Linked DNA regions of Homo sapiens: region 2 is linked to region 1. The links are chromatin contacts, found by Hi-C or POLR2A ChIA-PET in ENCODE. All regions are on one chromosome and are shown on one strand. Each heading gives the region's core, a stretch centred on a gene start or an enhancer-like site at or near the end of the contact. The rest is flanking DNA. Distances are from core to core; before and after follow the strand shown.

The links. A loop is a pair of places that touch in the nucleus more often than their neighbours do. ChIA-PET counts read pairs that join two places held with the same protein, here RNA polymerase II (POLR2A). Pooled maps may share reads with other maps.
Region 2: a pooled map shows a loop between it and region 1 (2.0-fold over the local background). The contact joins two enhancer-like sites. A Hi-C loop is called at or near these places in 1 of 50 pooled maps. POLR2A ChIA-PET finds 5 or more read pairs at or near these places in 3 of 52 experiments (T-cell, activated CD4-positive, alpha-beta T cell and activated T-cell).

Annotation. Positions count from the first base shown.
Region 1 is chr19:16,338,884-16,345,689 of GRCh38, forward strand. No RefSeq gene overlaps it. Among named protein-coding and RNA genes, the nearest start is that of KLF2, 17 kb to the left of the region's middle. RefSeq lists an enhancer at 3,698-3,927. Within about 2 kb of position 3,259, at least 21 of the 41 ENCODE cell types and tissues checked have a DNase peak (open chromatin) inside an H3K27ac peak, as active enhancers do.
Region 2 is chr19:16,158,365-16,165,170 of GRCh38, forward strand. It overlaps CIB3 (calcium and integrin binding family member 3), which reads right to left. Exons shown (of 6, transcript NM_054113.4): 5 at 6,354-6,549; 6 at 3,004-3,122. The coding sequence ends at 3,101. HSH2D (hematopoietic SH2 domain containing) reads left to right here. Exons shown (of 6, transcript NM_001382417.1): 6 at 1-211. Among named protein-coding and RNA genes, the nearest start is that of CIB3, 12 kb to the right of the region's middle. RefSeq lists an enhancer at 1,914-2,003. Within about 2 kb of position 3,572, at least 4 of the 41 ENCODE cell types and tissues checked have a DNase peak (open chromatin) inside an H3K27ac peak, as active enhancers do.

The DNA.
Region 1 (6,806 bases), core at 2,009-4,508:
AGCCAAGCCCTCGTCTGCAGCCTCGGAGCTATGAGATGTTCCAGCTCCAGGGAAAAAACTCAGGAATCAGAAGTCTGGCCAGCCCCATCCCACTCCTCTTGGCTTTAATGTAACTCAGAGGCACCGATCCTGGCTCTTGGGGCAGAATTCTCCACATTCCTGGTGTGTTTCCGTTGAACCCCAAACCGCAAACACATCCTGACATCTCATTTCCTCAATGTGCCCTGGTGGTGACTCGGGCCACCTTGCCGGGAGCTCGTTTTGAGTCATACAGAGATTTGTCGAAGGAAGGGTTTCTCATCTCAGAAGTTGGAGGCCGTTCCCACCAACCTCCCTCCCTGCATCTGTACAAGAATTGCTGGCGGGGCTGCTATTCCCTGATGCTTGGATCTGAGCTCTCAGTGACTCGGGAGGCACTGGCCAGGGGCCCTGGACAAATCTAAGCTCAGTTCCTTATGTCACCACTGTCAACCTCAGGCACGGGAAGGCGGCTCTCAGTCTCTTTCCTCCTCTGTAGAGCTGGGCTCTTAGCAGCTATCTTGGCCGGGCTCTATCTCAAATGGATGGAATCTGGGCTATGCCTGACACATAGTAGGTGCTCAGTGAAGGAATGGTGCCCATTAGTGAGAGAGGGAGACAGGGCTGGGCATGGTGATGTGCACCCGTGGTCCCAGCTACTTAGGAGGCTGAGGCAGAAGGATCCCTAGAGGCCAGGAGGTCGAGACAGCAATGAGCTATGATTGCACCGTTGCACTCCAGCCTGGGCAACAGAGCAAGACCCTGTCCTTAAAATAATAATAGTAATAATAATTTATTGAACTCCTGACCTCAGGTGATCCACCCGCCTCGGCCTTCCAAAGTGCTGAGATTACAAGCATGAGCCACTGTGCCTGGCTGAATAATAATCACTAAAAAATTAATCTAAACATAATTTCTAGGCTGGGTGCGGTGGCTCATGCCTGTAATCCCAGCACTTTGGGAGGCCAAGGCGGGCAGATCACCTGAGGTCAGGATTTTGAAACCAGCCTGGCCAACATGGCGAAACCCTGTCTCTAATTTAAAAAAAAAAGAAAAAAAAAATTAGCCCGGTGTGGTGGTGCATGCCTGTAGTCCCAGCTGCTGGGGAGGCTGAGAATTGTTTGAACCCAGGAGGTGGACGTTGCAGTGAGTTAAGATCATGCCACTACACTTCAGCCTAGGCAACAGAGAGAGACCCTGTCTCTAAATAAATAAATGAGAGAGAGAGAGAAAAAAAATCCAAGGAAACAAGCCCATTCATTCTACTTAATTCCGCTGGTCTCTGGGAGGCAGGTTGGGGGTGGAGAAATTCCATGTTTTTACAGAATCCTGACGTCACCAGCAACTGCCCCACCAGGAGCTAACTTCAGCACGGGCGGAGGGAGGGTGTCTGCCCACGACCTGACCTTGAACTGGGCCTTTCTTAAATGTAAATGTGCATCTCCTTTGGTGCTTTTTTAAGTGGGAGAGGTCCCTGAAAGGTTGTTGCCTGGAGGAAAAGTTTTGGCAATTAACTTTTATTATTGTTTGCTTGCTTAAAGAAACTGGGGGCCCAGAGCAGTGAGTGGCTTATGCCTGTAATCCCAGCACTCTGGGAAGCCGAGGCGGGCAGATCACTTGAGCCCAGGACTTCCAGACCAGCCTGGCCAACAAAAATTAGCCAGGCATGGTGGAGTGCACCTGTAATCCCAGCTACTCGGGAGGCTGAGGCAGGGGGATCACTTGAACCCGGGAGGCAGAGGCTGCAGTGAGCTAATATTGCTCCACTGCACTCCAACCTGCTGGGCGACAGAGTGAGACTGTCTCAAAAAACAATTGGGATGTTCATCAAAGCACTATTCATAACAGCCAAAAAGTAGAAACAACCCAAGTGTCCATTAGAGAATGAATAAGAAAACTGTGATCCATACATACAATGGAATATTATTCAGCCATGAAAAGGAATGAAGCACTGATCCATGCTACAATGTGGATGAGCCCCCAAAACATTCTGAGTGAGAGAAGCCAGACGCGAAAGCCCACATAGTGTGAGATTCCACTGATACAAAATGCCCAGAACAGGCAAATCCAGAGAGACAGGAAGCAGATGAGTGGCTGCCAGGGGCTGGGGGAGGGGAATGGGGAGTGGCTGCTGATGGGGACAGGGTCTCCTCTTGGGGGATGCAAATGTTCTGGAATTAGACAGAGGTGATGGTTGCACAACATTGTGAATGCACGAAATGCCACTACCGTGTACACTTCATGGTTAGTTTTATGTTATGTGAATTTCAGCTCAATTTTAAGGTGTAAAAAAAGCAATTGAGAATAAGTTGCTTCTGTTGTAAAACGTTACTTTTTTTTTCAGACGGAGTCTTGCTCTGTCGCCCACGCTGGAGTGCAGTGGTGCAATCTCGGCTAACTGCAACCTCCGCCTCCCAGGTTCAGGTGATTCTCCTGCCTCGGCCTCCCCAGCAGCTGGAATTACCGGCGCCCGCCACCACTCCCAGCTAATTTTTGTATTTTTAGTAGAGACGGGTTTCACTGTGTTGGCCAGAAGGGTCTCAAATGCCTGACCTCAAGTGATCCACCCACCTTGGCCTCTTAAAATGCTGGGATTACAGGCATGAGCCACCATGCGCAGCCACATTACTATTTTTAATACAGTTATTTTGTCAATATAACATAAAGTTTGGACCGAGTATCCACTGATGAATGAATGGATAAACAAAATGTGGTCTATCCATCTATCCAGACAATGGAATAGTATTCAGTTTTTAAAAAGAAAGAGATTATAGGGCCGGGCGCGGTGGCTCACGCTTGTAATCCCAACACTTTGGGAGGCCGAGGCGGGCGGATCATGAGGTCAGGAGTTCGAAACTAGCCTGGCCAACATGGTGAAACCCAGTCTATACTAAAAATACAAAAATTAGCTGGGCGTGGCGGTGCGTGCCTGTAATCCCAGCTACTCGGGAGGCTGAGGCAGGAGAATTGTTTGAACCCAGGAGGCGGAGGTTGCAGTGAGCCGAGATCACGCCATTACACTCCAGCCTGGGCAGCAGTGCAAGACTACAATTCAAAAAAAAAAGAAAAGAAAAGAAAAGAAAAAGAGAAAGATTCTGACACATACATGCTCCAACAGGAACTATCCTAAGTGAAATACGCCAGACACAAAAAGAGAAATACTGTATGAGTCCATGCATCAGATTCATAGAGACAGGAAGTAGAATGGTGGGTGCGAGGGGCTGGGGGAGGAGGAAATGGGGAATGAGTATTTAGTGGGGGCAGAGTTTCAGTTTTACAAGCTGACAAGAGCTCTGCTGCGTAACATGAATGGACTGGGGTGAGCCGTGAGGGCTGGAGGGCCCTCAGACAAGAGAAAGGATGACAGTTCCAAGGCTTCAAACAGATGCTCTGAGAGAACCAGTCCTCAGAAAGGCTGAGAATCCCTGGAATTTTTCCTGGGCTGGAAGGGATCTGCTCTATGGCTTAAAGGTCTTGGCCAAGGGCCTGAAGAACCACCCATCTTCCAGGGCCCAGGCACTCCGACTCCTCAAATTTAAATACAGGCGCTTTCTACGCATGAGTGCCAAACCATTTCCAGTAAGTCTCATTGTCAGCTATAAAAATAACCACTGTTGAAGCAGAGACAAGCTCGTGATGCAGCCAGGCAGTGCCACAGAGAGGCAATGGCATCTGTCCCTGTCAAATGGAAAGTCCCCTGGCCAAGCCTCTGAATTCAAGTGAACATCTTGGTCTTGGATGTGACCATCTGAATGGTGGTCGAGAAAGTGCTTGGTCCATAGAAGGCACCCAGGACACTCGAGCCCCCTTCTCTCCCATGACCTTCGTACAATGGCACGGAATGGAGACGCAGGGCTGGGACTTCCCCTCCACCACACCGGTTTCCTTTACAATGAGATTCCATTCCTATAATGAGGAATAATGTAGTAGCTTAGTTAATACAGACAGAACTGCCCCTCAGTCGGTTCTTGGGTAGTGGAGCTAGAATATACAGGCCCTGCTCTAAAAGCTCAAAGCAATCCCTGGACAGTAACCATAGCTTTAATAATACTCATCTGGGCCGGGTGCGGTGGCTGAAGCCTGGAATCCCAGCACTTTGGGAGGCCGAAGCGGGCAAATCACAAGGTCAGGAGTTCGAGACCAGCCTGGCCAACATAGTGAAAGCCCATCTCTACTAAAAATACAAAAAAATTAGCTGGGCTTAGTGGCGGGCACCTGTAATCCCAGCTGCTCGGGAGGCTGAGGCAGGAGAATTGCTTGAACCCGGGAGGCGGAGGTTACATGAGCTGAGATCGTGCCACTGCACTACAGCCCAGGTGACACAGTGAGACTCCATCTAAAATAATAAGAATAATACCCATCTGAATGAATAATAACAAAAACCAGTACCACTGGCTAGGAGGCGGAAGTGGGGTTATGGGGAATTGCTCAATGGGTACAGAGTGTCAATTTCACAAAATGAGAAAGTTCTAGAGATCTGTTGCAGAATGGTGTGAATATATTTAACACTGCTGAACCACGCACTTGAAAGTGGTTTTTTTAAAAAAAAAGTGGTTAAAGTGGAGCTGGATGCAGTGGCATGCACCTGTAGGCCCAGTTACTCCAGAGGCCGAGGCGGGAGGATTGCTTGAGCCTAGGAGTTTGAATCCAGCCCGGGCAACATAGTGACAACCTGTCTCTAAAAAAATAAAAAAAGAATAAAAATTTCTATAAATTAAAAATAAATTTAGGCCAGGAATGGTGGCTCACACCTGTAACCCCAACACTTTGGGAGGATCCCTTGAGCTCAGGAGTTTGTGACCAGCCTGCACAAAGTAGTGAGACTCTATCTCTAGAAAACATACAAAAATTAGCCAGGCGTGGTGCTGCATGCCTATAGCCCCGGCTATTCAGAAGGCTGAAATGGGAGGATCACTTGAGCCCGGGGTGCGAAGGCTGCAGTGAGCCGAGATCGCACCACTGCACTCCAGCCTGGGCAACAGAGTGAGACCCTGTCTCAATAAATAAACACATACATAAAATAAAATAAATGAATAATTTTTTTTTTCCTGAGACAGAGTTTTGCTTTTTCAGCCAGCTGGAGTGCAGTGGTGCGATCTCGGCTCACTGCAAGCTCCGCCTCCTGGGTTCACACCATTCTCCTCAGCCTCCCAAGTAGCTGGGACTACAGGTGCCCGCCACCACACCCGGCTAATTTTTTGTATTTTTAGTAGAGATGGGGTTTCACCGTGTTAGCCAGGATGGTCTTGATCTCCTGACCTCATGATCCACCTGCCTCGGCCTCCCAAAGTGCTGGGATTACAGGTGTGAGCCACCACACCCGGCTGAATAAATTTTTAAATGGTTAAAATGGTAAGTTTCATGTTTTTTATCATAATTAATATTTTTTTTTTTTGAGACAGAGTCTTGCTCTGTCACCCAGGCTGGAGTGCAGTGGCACAATCTTTGCTCACTGCAACCTGCACCTCCCAGGTTCAAGCGATTTTCGTTCCTCAGCTCCCAAGCAGTTGGGATTACAGGTGTGTGCCACCACACCCCACTAATTCTTGTATTTTTAGTAGAGACGGGGTTTCTCCAGATTGGCCAGGCTGGTCTCAAACTTCTGGCCTCAAGTGATTCTCCTGCCTAGGCCACCCAAAGTGCTAGGATTACAGGTGTGAGCCACTGAGCTTGGCCATAATTAAAAATTTTTAATTAAAAAAAAAAAAATCCAGCCGGGCGCGGTGGCTCACGCCTGTAATACCAGCACTTTGGGAGGCCAAGGCGGGTGGATCATGAGGTCAGGAGATCGAGACCATCCTGGCTAACATGGTGAAACCCCGTCTCTACTAAAAATACAAAAAATTAGCCAGGCATGGTGGCGGGCACCTGTAGTCCCAGCTACTCAGGAGGCTGAGGCAGGAGAATGGCGTGAACCTGGGAGGCGGAGGGAGCTTGCAGTAAGCCGAGATCACGCCACTGCACTCCAGCCTGGGCAACAGAGTGAGACTCCATCTCAAACAAAACAAAACAAAACAAAAAAACCACTACTACTGTTTCTACTACTTTACTTGAACATCTAGAATATGCCCTGAGGGATAGCTGTTATACCTCCATTTTTTTTTTTCTAGACGGAGTCTCAGTCTGTCTTGACCAGGCTGGAGTGCAGTGGTGTGATCTCAGCTCACTGTAGCCTCCGCCTCCCAGGTTCAGCAATTCTCCCACCTCAGCCTCCTGAGTAATTGGGATTACAGTCACCCGCCACCACATCCAGCTAATTTTTGTATTTTTAGTAGAGACAGGGTTTCACCATGTTGGCCAGCCTGGTCTTGAACTCCTGACCTCAGGTGATCCACCTGCCTCGGCCTCCCACGGTACTGGGATTACAGGCATGAGCCACTGTGCCCGGCCAATGACCTCTATTTTATAGATGAAGAAAAATGGGGACTCCAAGTAGTGATTTGAGCAACCCAAGGTCACACTCTCCAGGGGTGAAGCTGTCTTCACACCAACTCTGACTTAAGGCTGTGCCTTTTCCAAGATGTTTGTTGCCCCTCCATGGCTTCAACATCTTCTCTGGTCTACCTCAGGGGAAGAGAAGCCACAGGTATCTTGCTCCAGGATCTAGAACCGGAAAATAAACCAGGGTTCTGGTCCACCATATTGTTCTCTTAGAACTAGGATCCTCATTTCCTTTAAAAAGTGTGTTTACAGTTGAACAATTGCTACATCTTGTCTTGAGTCTTTTTTTGGCTCTCGTAGTGGAAATTCTGCCCTTTGTCCTTAGTACAAAGAAATAATGTTCATCA
Region 2 (6,806 bases), core at 2,322-4,821, 180 kb before region 1:
TATACTAAAAAATTCAAAAATTACCCGGACGTGGTGGCGCATGCCTGTAATCCCAGCTACTTGGGAGCCTGAGGCGGGAGAATTGCTTGAACCCGGGAGGCAGAGGTTGCAGTGAGCCGAGATCGCATCACTGCAGTCCAGCCTGGATGACAGAGTGAGACTCCATCTCAAAAAATAAATAAATAAATAAAAATGAAATTAAAAAATAAAAGCACGCTGCAGGGTCTCTCTCCAACCGGAGCTTCGTCCAGGCTCAACTCCGAGTGTGTCCCCAGCGGCACCATTGGCTGTTCATGCCTTCCTCCTGGGGTTTTCATGCAGATGAAGGAGACGAGTTGTGTTGAGGGCCTGGTGTGCAGTAGGCACTTGGACATCATCAGTGTTGGCTTCAGGAGAAGCACATGAGCGTCTTTCCTTTAAAAAGGGAAGAGGCAGCCGGGCGTGGTGGCTCACACCTGTAATCCCAGCACTTTGGGAGGTCGAGGCAGGTGGATCATGAGGTCAGGAGATTGAGACCATCCTGGCTAACACGGTGAAACCCCGTCTCTACTAAAAATACAAAAAATTAGCCAGGTGTGGTGGCGGGCACCTTTAGTCCCAGCTACTCGGGAGGCTGAGGCAGGAGAATGGCGTGAACCCAGGAGGCGGAGCTTGCAGTGAGCCAAGATCATACCACTGCACTCCAGCTTGAGTGACAGAGTGAAGAGTCTGTCTCAAAAAAAAAAAAGGGAAGAGGCAGCCGTGTGTGGTGGCTCATGCCTGTAATCCCAGCACTTGAGGAGGGTGGGAGGTGGGAGGATTGCTCAAGCCCAGGATTTCAAGACCAGCCTGGGCAACATGGCAAGGCCTCGTATCTACAAAAATTCAAAAAATTAGCCAGGTGTAGTGGCACACACCTGTAGTCCCAGCTATTTGGGAGGCTGAGACGGGAGGATCATCTGACCCCAGGAGTTCAAGGCTGCAGTGAGTCATGATCACCCCACTTCAGCCTGAGCAACAGAGAGAGACCTTGTCTCAGAAAAGAAAAAAAAAAAAAAGAAAGAAAAAGCTGGCCGGACGCAGTGGCTCACACCTCTAATCCCAGCACTTTGGGAGGCCAAGGCAGGTGGATCACCTGAGGTCAGGAGTTCAAAACCAGCCTGGCCAACATGGTGAAACCCCGTCTCTACTAAAAACTACAAAAATTAGCCAGGCATGGTGGCTTGCGCCTGTAATCCCAGCTACTCAGGAGACTGAGGCAGGAGAATCGCTTGAACCTGGGAGGCGGAGGTTGCAGTGAGCCAAGACCAAGCCACTGCACTCCAGCCTGGGTGACAGAGCAAGACTCCAGACTGGGTGACAGAGCAAGACTCCATCTCAAAAAAAAAAAAGGCTGGGGACGGAGGAGGCATCACAGGGCCATGATGGTGGAGGGCTCTGGAGGGAATCCTAGGTTGTGGGGCTGTGTGACCTTTGGCAAGTCTAGACATCTCTGGGCCTACTTTCTTACCTGGAAAATGAGAAGAGCAGTCCCTCTTCAGGATGAACTGGCAGAATGCATGTAAAACCTGGGACTTTGGTGCACAGTAGGTGTTTTTCTTTTTTTTTCTTTTTCTTTGAGACGGAGGAGTTTTGGTCTGTCGCCCAGGCTGGAGTGCAGTGGTTCGACCTCGGTCCACTGCAACCTCTGCCTCCTGGTTCAATTGATTCTCCTGCCTCAGCCTCCTGAGTAGCTGGGACTACAGGAATGCACCACCACATCCAGTTACTTTTTGTATTTTTGGTAGAGACAGGGTTTCACCATGCTGCCCAGGCTGGTCTCGAATTGCTGGGCTCAGGCGATCTACCCGCCTCAGCCTCCCAAAGTGTTGGGATTACAGGCGTGAGCCACTGTGCCTGGCTCCTTTTTTTTTTTTTTTTTGGACAGAGTCTCGCTCTATTGCCCAGGCTGGAGTGCAGTAGCACGATCTCTGGTCACTACAACTTCCCTTTCCTGGGCTCAAGCGATCCTCCCACCTCAGCCTCCCAAGTAGCTGGGACTACAGGCATGCACCACCACACCCAGCTAATTTTTGTATTTTTGGTAGAGACAGGGTTTCACCACGTTGCTGAGGCTGGTCTCAAATTCTTGGGCTCAGACAATCTGCCCACCTTGGCCTCCCAAATGCTGGGGTTACAGGCTTGAGCCACCGTGCCCAGCCCAGTAGCTGCTTAATTTATTAGCGGGTTAAGATGGGAGTGAGCTCTCTAGACATGACATACTGTACAATGGAGGTGTCTGGGAAGGTCCCTAGGGGCTGGTCTTGGTTGCAGGAGTGACTACTCCTTGGACTGACTGGGGCATAGATGGGGGCCCTGGGGCAACCCCAGGTGGAGGGGGTGTGGGGTTCCCCAAATGTACAAGGTTCAGACATCTGGGATCTGGTATGAGGTGCACCTGGGTTCAAGCCCGCCCCTGCAAATGACTTGTGGGGTGGCCTTAGGCAAGTCACTCTGCTCCCTCCAAATGAGGGCATGATCCTCGGCCAACTCTGCAGGGATGTTATAGGGGGTCAGTGTCACGTTAGGGGGCAGATGCATCATAAACTGTAAAGTGCAGCAGCCACCTCAGTGAATGACATTTCCACCCCTCCCAATCAGTGGTCTCCTCTTGGCAGCTCTAATGAGTCAGCCCGGGAGGAAAAGTTTCAATCCCTTTGATGACTCAGGGTTTGAGGGATAAAAAGAAACTTGAGTAGTGAAGGGTGAGGTTTGGCCTTCAGAGTGGGAACCCTGGGGTAGGACAGCACGGGCCCGATCTCCCCACCACCTCACCTCCGCCACGGACACCCACAACAAGGCATTTCCAGCCTTCACAGTGAAGACGATCTAGGAGTCACCCCTTCCTTGTACAAACAGGGAGATCGTGGCCCAGAGAGGGTGTGGCCACACTCAGGGTCACACAGCAAAGTCAAAGATAAAATTCTACGCCGCCTCCCTCCCATCTTCCAGTTTTAAGGTGGAAAAATGTGTCCTCCCAGCAGGTGTGACTCAGTGACTTGTGTTTATTCTCAGAAACCAGAGTCCACAGCGGGTGAGGGGTCACCCCGCCCTCCTATAGCTCGGCTCCTCTGTGGTGCCATCAGATTCGGATGTGGAAGGTGCTGTGTGCAGAGAGAAAAGGAGTCAAGGCCTTCAAGGAGTGGACAACCCCTTTTCCTCCTCCCCCTCAACACGCTCACGGCAAGTCCCTGGGACAGGCAGGAAGGATGCCACATGGACCCCTCAAACAACCCTAGGCCGGGAGACCCCTACAGGGGCTGAGAGCACATGCCTTTAATTTTTTAATTCTTTTTTTTTTTTTTTTTTTTTTGAGATGGGGTCTTGCTCTGTCTCCCAGGCTGTAGTGCAGTGGTGTGATCTTGGCTCACTGCAACCTCTGCCTCCTGGGTTCAAGTGATTCTCATGCCTCAGCCTCCCGAGTAGCTAGGATTACAGGTGCATGATACCACGCCCAGTTAATTTTTCTATTTTCAGTAGAAACGGAGTTTCTCAACTTGCTTTGTTGCCCAGGCTGGTCTGGAACTCCTGTGCTCAAGCGATCCACCCACCTTAGCTTCCCAAAGTGCTAGGATTACAGGCATGAATCACCACATCCTGCCATATGATATAAAGTTTCAAATAGCTAGAAGAAGGATACTGAATGTTCTCAACACAAATAAATGATACATGTTTGAGATGATGGATATGCTAATGACCCTGATCTGCTCATCATACATTATATGTATCGAAACCATTATGTGGCCTGGTGCAGTGACTCACCCCTGTAATCTCAGGACTTTGGGAGGCCAAGGCAGGAGGATCAGTTGAGGCCAGGAGTTTGAGAACAGCCTGGGCAACAAGGCAAGACCTTGTCTCCACAAAAAAAAAAAAAAAAAAAAAAAGTTTTTAGTTAGCTAGGCGTGGTGGTGTGTGCCCGTACTCCCAGCTACTCAGGAGGCTGAGGTGGGAGGATTGCTCTTGAGCCCAGGAGGTAGAGGCTGCAGTGAGCTATGATTGTGCCACTGCACTCCAGCCTGGGCAACAAAGTGAGACCCTGTCTCAACATTTTCAGCACTGCCTCAGCTTATAGATAAAAACAAAAACAGGCCGGGCATGACGGCTCACGCCTGTAATCCCAGCACTTTGGGAGGCCAAGATGGACAGATCACCTGAGGTCAGGAGTTCAAGACCAGCCTGGCCAACATGGCGAAACCTTATCTCTACTAAAAAAATACAAAAATTAACCGGGCGTGGTGGCGGGCGCCTGTAATTCCAGATACTCGGGAGGCTGAGGCAGGGAGAAGTGCTTGAACCTGCGAGGTGGAGGTTGCTGTGAGCCGAGATCGTGCCACTGCACTCCATCCTGGGTGACAGAGCGAGACTCCATCTCAAAAAAATAAAATAAAATAAATTAATTAATTAATAAAATAAAACAAACAAAATTAGCCAGGCACAGTGGCACGTACCTGTAGTCCCAGCTACTTGGTTTATTCTTATTTTATTTCTTTTTTCTTTTCTTTTCTTTTTTTTTTTTTTTTTTTTTTGAGACAGAGTCTCGCTCAAGCTGGAGTACAGTGGCGCAATCGTGGCTCACTGCAAACCTCCACCTCCCAGGTTCGGGTTCAAGTTACTCTCCTGCCTCAGCCTCCCGAGTAGCTGGGACTAGAGGTGTGCCCCACCATGCCCAGGCTAATTTTTGTATTTTTAGTAGAGACTACTGCCTCAGCCTCCTAAAATGCTGGGATTACAGGTGTGAGCCACTGCGCTCGGCCCCGTAGTCCCAGCTACTTAGGAAGCTGAGGTGGGAGGATCTCTTGAGCCGAGGAGTTAGAGGCTGCAGTGAGCCGATTGCACCATGCACTGCAGTCTGGGTCACTGAGTGAGACCCTGTCTCAAAACAAACAAACGGGCTGGGCGTGGTGGCTCACGCTTGTACTCCCAGCAGTCTGGGAGGCCACAGTAGGTGAATCACTTGAGGTCAGGAGTTCAAGACCAGCCTGGCCAACATGACAAAACCCTGTCTCTACTAAAAATACAAAAATTAGCTGGGCATGGTGGCACGTGCCTGTAATCCCAGCTACTCGGGAGGCTGAGGCAGGAGAATCACTTGAACCCAGGAGGTGGAAGTTGCAGTGAGCTGAGATTGCACCACTGCACTCCAGCCTGGGCAACAGAGCAAGACTCCGTCTCAAAACAAACAAACAAACAAAAAGAAACATCACTGTGTACCCCATGAATATGTACAATCATTATTTGTCAATTCAAAAAATAAAAAATAAAGTGAAATTTAAAAATTATAAGATAATAATAGCAACAGCAATTTATTAAACACCTATTGTGTGCCAGGAGCTGTGCTGAATTTTCTCCATATATTAATTTGGGGTTCAGCAAACCTTTTTCTGTAAATGGCCAAATAGTTGATGTTTTCAACTTTATACCATGACGCAACTCTGTTGTTGAAGCACACAAGCAGCCATAGACAAAATGTACACAAATGGGTGTGGCTGTGAGCCAATACAACTTTACTGATGGACACAGAAAAGTGAATTTCGTATCACTGTCACGTGTCATGGAATAATCTTTTTTTAAATTAAAAAAAAATTTTTAATGTGTTTATTTATTTTTGAGACAGAATCTCACTCTGTGACCCAGGCTGGAGTGCATGGCACAATCTGAGCTCACTGCGGCCTTGACCTCCTGGGCTCAAGCAATCCTCCCGCCTCAGCCTCCCAAGTAGCTGGGACTACAGGCATGCACCACCATACCTGGCTATTTATTTATTTATTTATTTGTAGATATGGACTCTCCTTATGTTCCCCAGTTTGGTCTCAAGCTCCTGGGGTCAAGAGATCCTCCCCACTTAGCCTCCCAAAGTGCTGGGATTAAAGGCATGAACCACCCCACCTGGTTGGAATATTATTATTCTTTGATTGTTTTTTGATCTTTTGAAAATATAAAAGCCATTCTTAGCTCACAGGAGGTACAAAACCAGGCTTTGGGTCAGACTGGCCTATTGGCCGTACTTTGCCCTGCAGTGGCGGCTGATTTTCCCCAAAGGCTGCCAAGTACAGTTACACAGTCTGTTCACTGCAAACTGTTCAGGCAACAAGGGCTGAAGTCCAGCCACATTCTGCTTGCTGAAAGAGGTGTATCCACTCGCAAGAGGTGCCCAGGGGGTCCCTAATTATCCCCATTTTACAGATGCAGGGACTGAGACTAGGGAAATTGAGAAAGTTTCCCAAGGTCATGAAAGAATGAATAGAGGAATTTTCAGAAACAGAGTCTGTGAACTGTCTGCGTAAGAGCCCCTTCAGATGTGCAAATGGACTGTGGGCGGTGACGGAGAGCATCACCTGAGGAAGTCTGGTGCCCGGAGGATCATGTTCTGGAAATCTTCCAGGGACAGCCGCCCATCATGGTCTCCATCAGCCTCATCCAGCACCTTCTCACATACCAGGCTCACCTCCTCGGCACTCAGCCCCCCCCGCGTCAGTTTGGTCACCGTCTGCTCCAGGTCCCACGCACAAATGTAGTCGTCGTTGTTAAAATCTGCAGAGCAGGATGGATGGGGAGTGACAGCAGGTGGCAGGAGGGCTAGGCCGGCTGTGGGCACATACTGTGCCCATGTTACAAGAAGGGGAAACTAAGGTCGGGCACGGTGGCTCACGCCTGTAATCCCAACACTTTGGGAGGCTGAGGAGGGTGGAACACCTGAGGTCAGGAGTTCGAGACCAGCCTGGCCAACATGGTGAAATCCCATCTCTACTAAAAATACAAAAATACCCAGGTGTGGTGGCATGCACCTG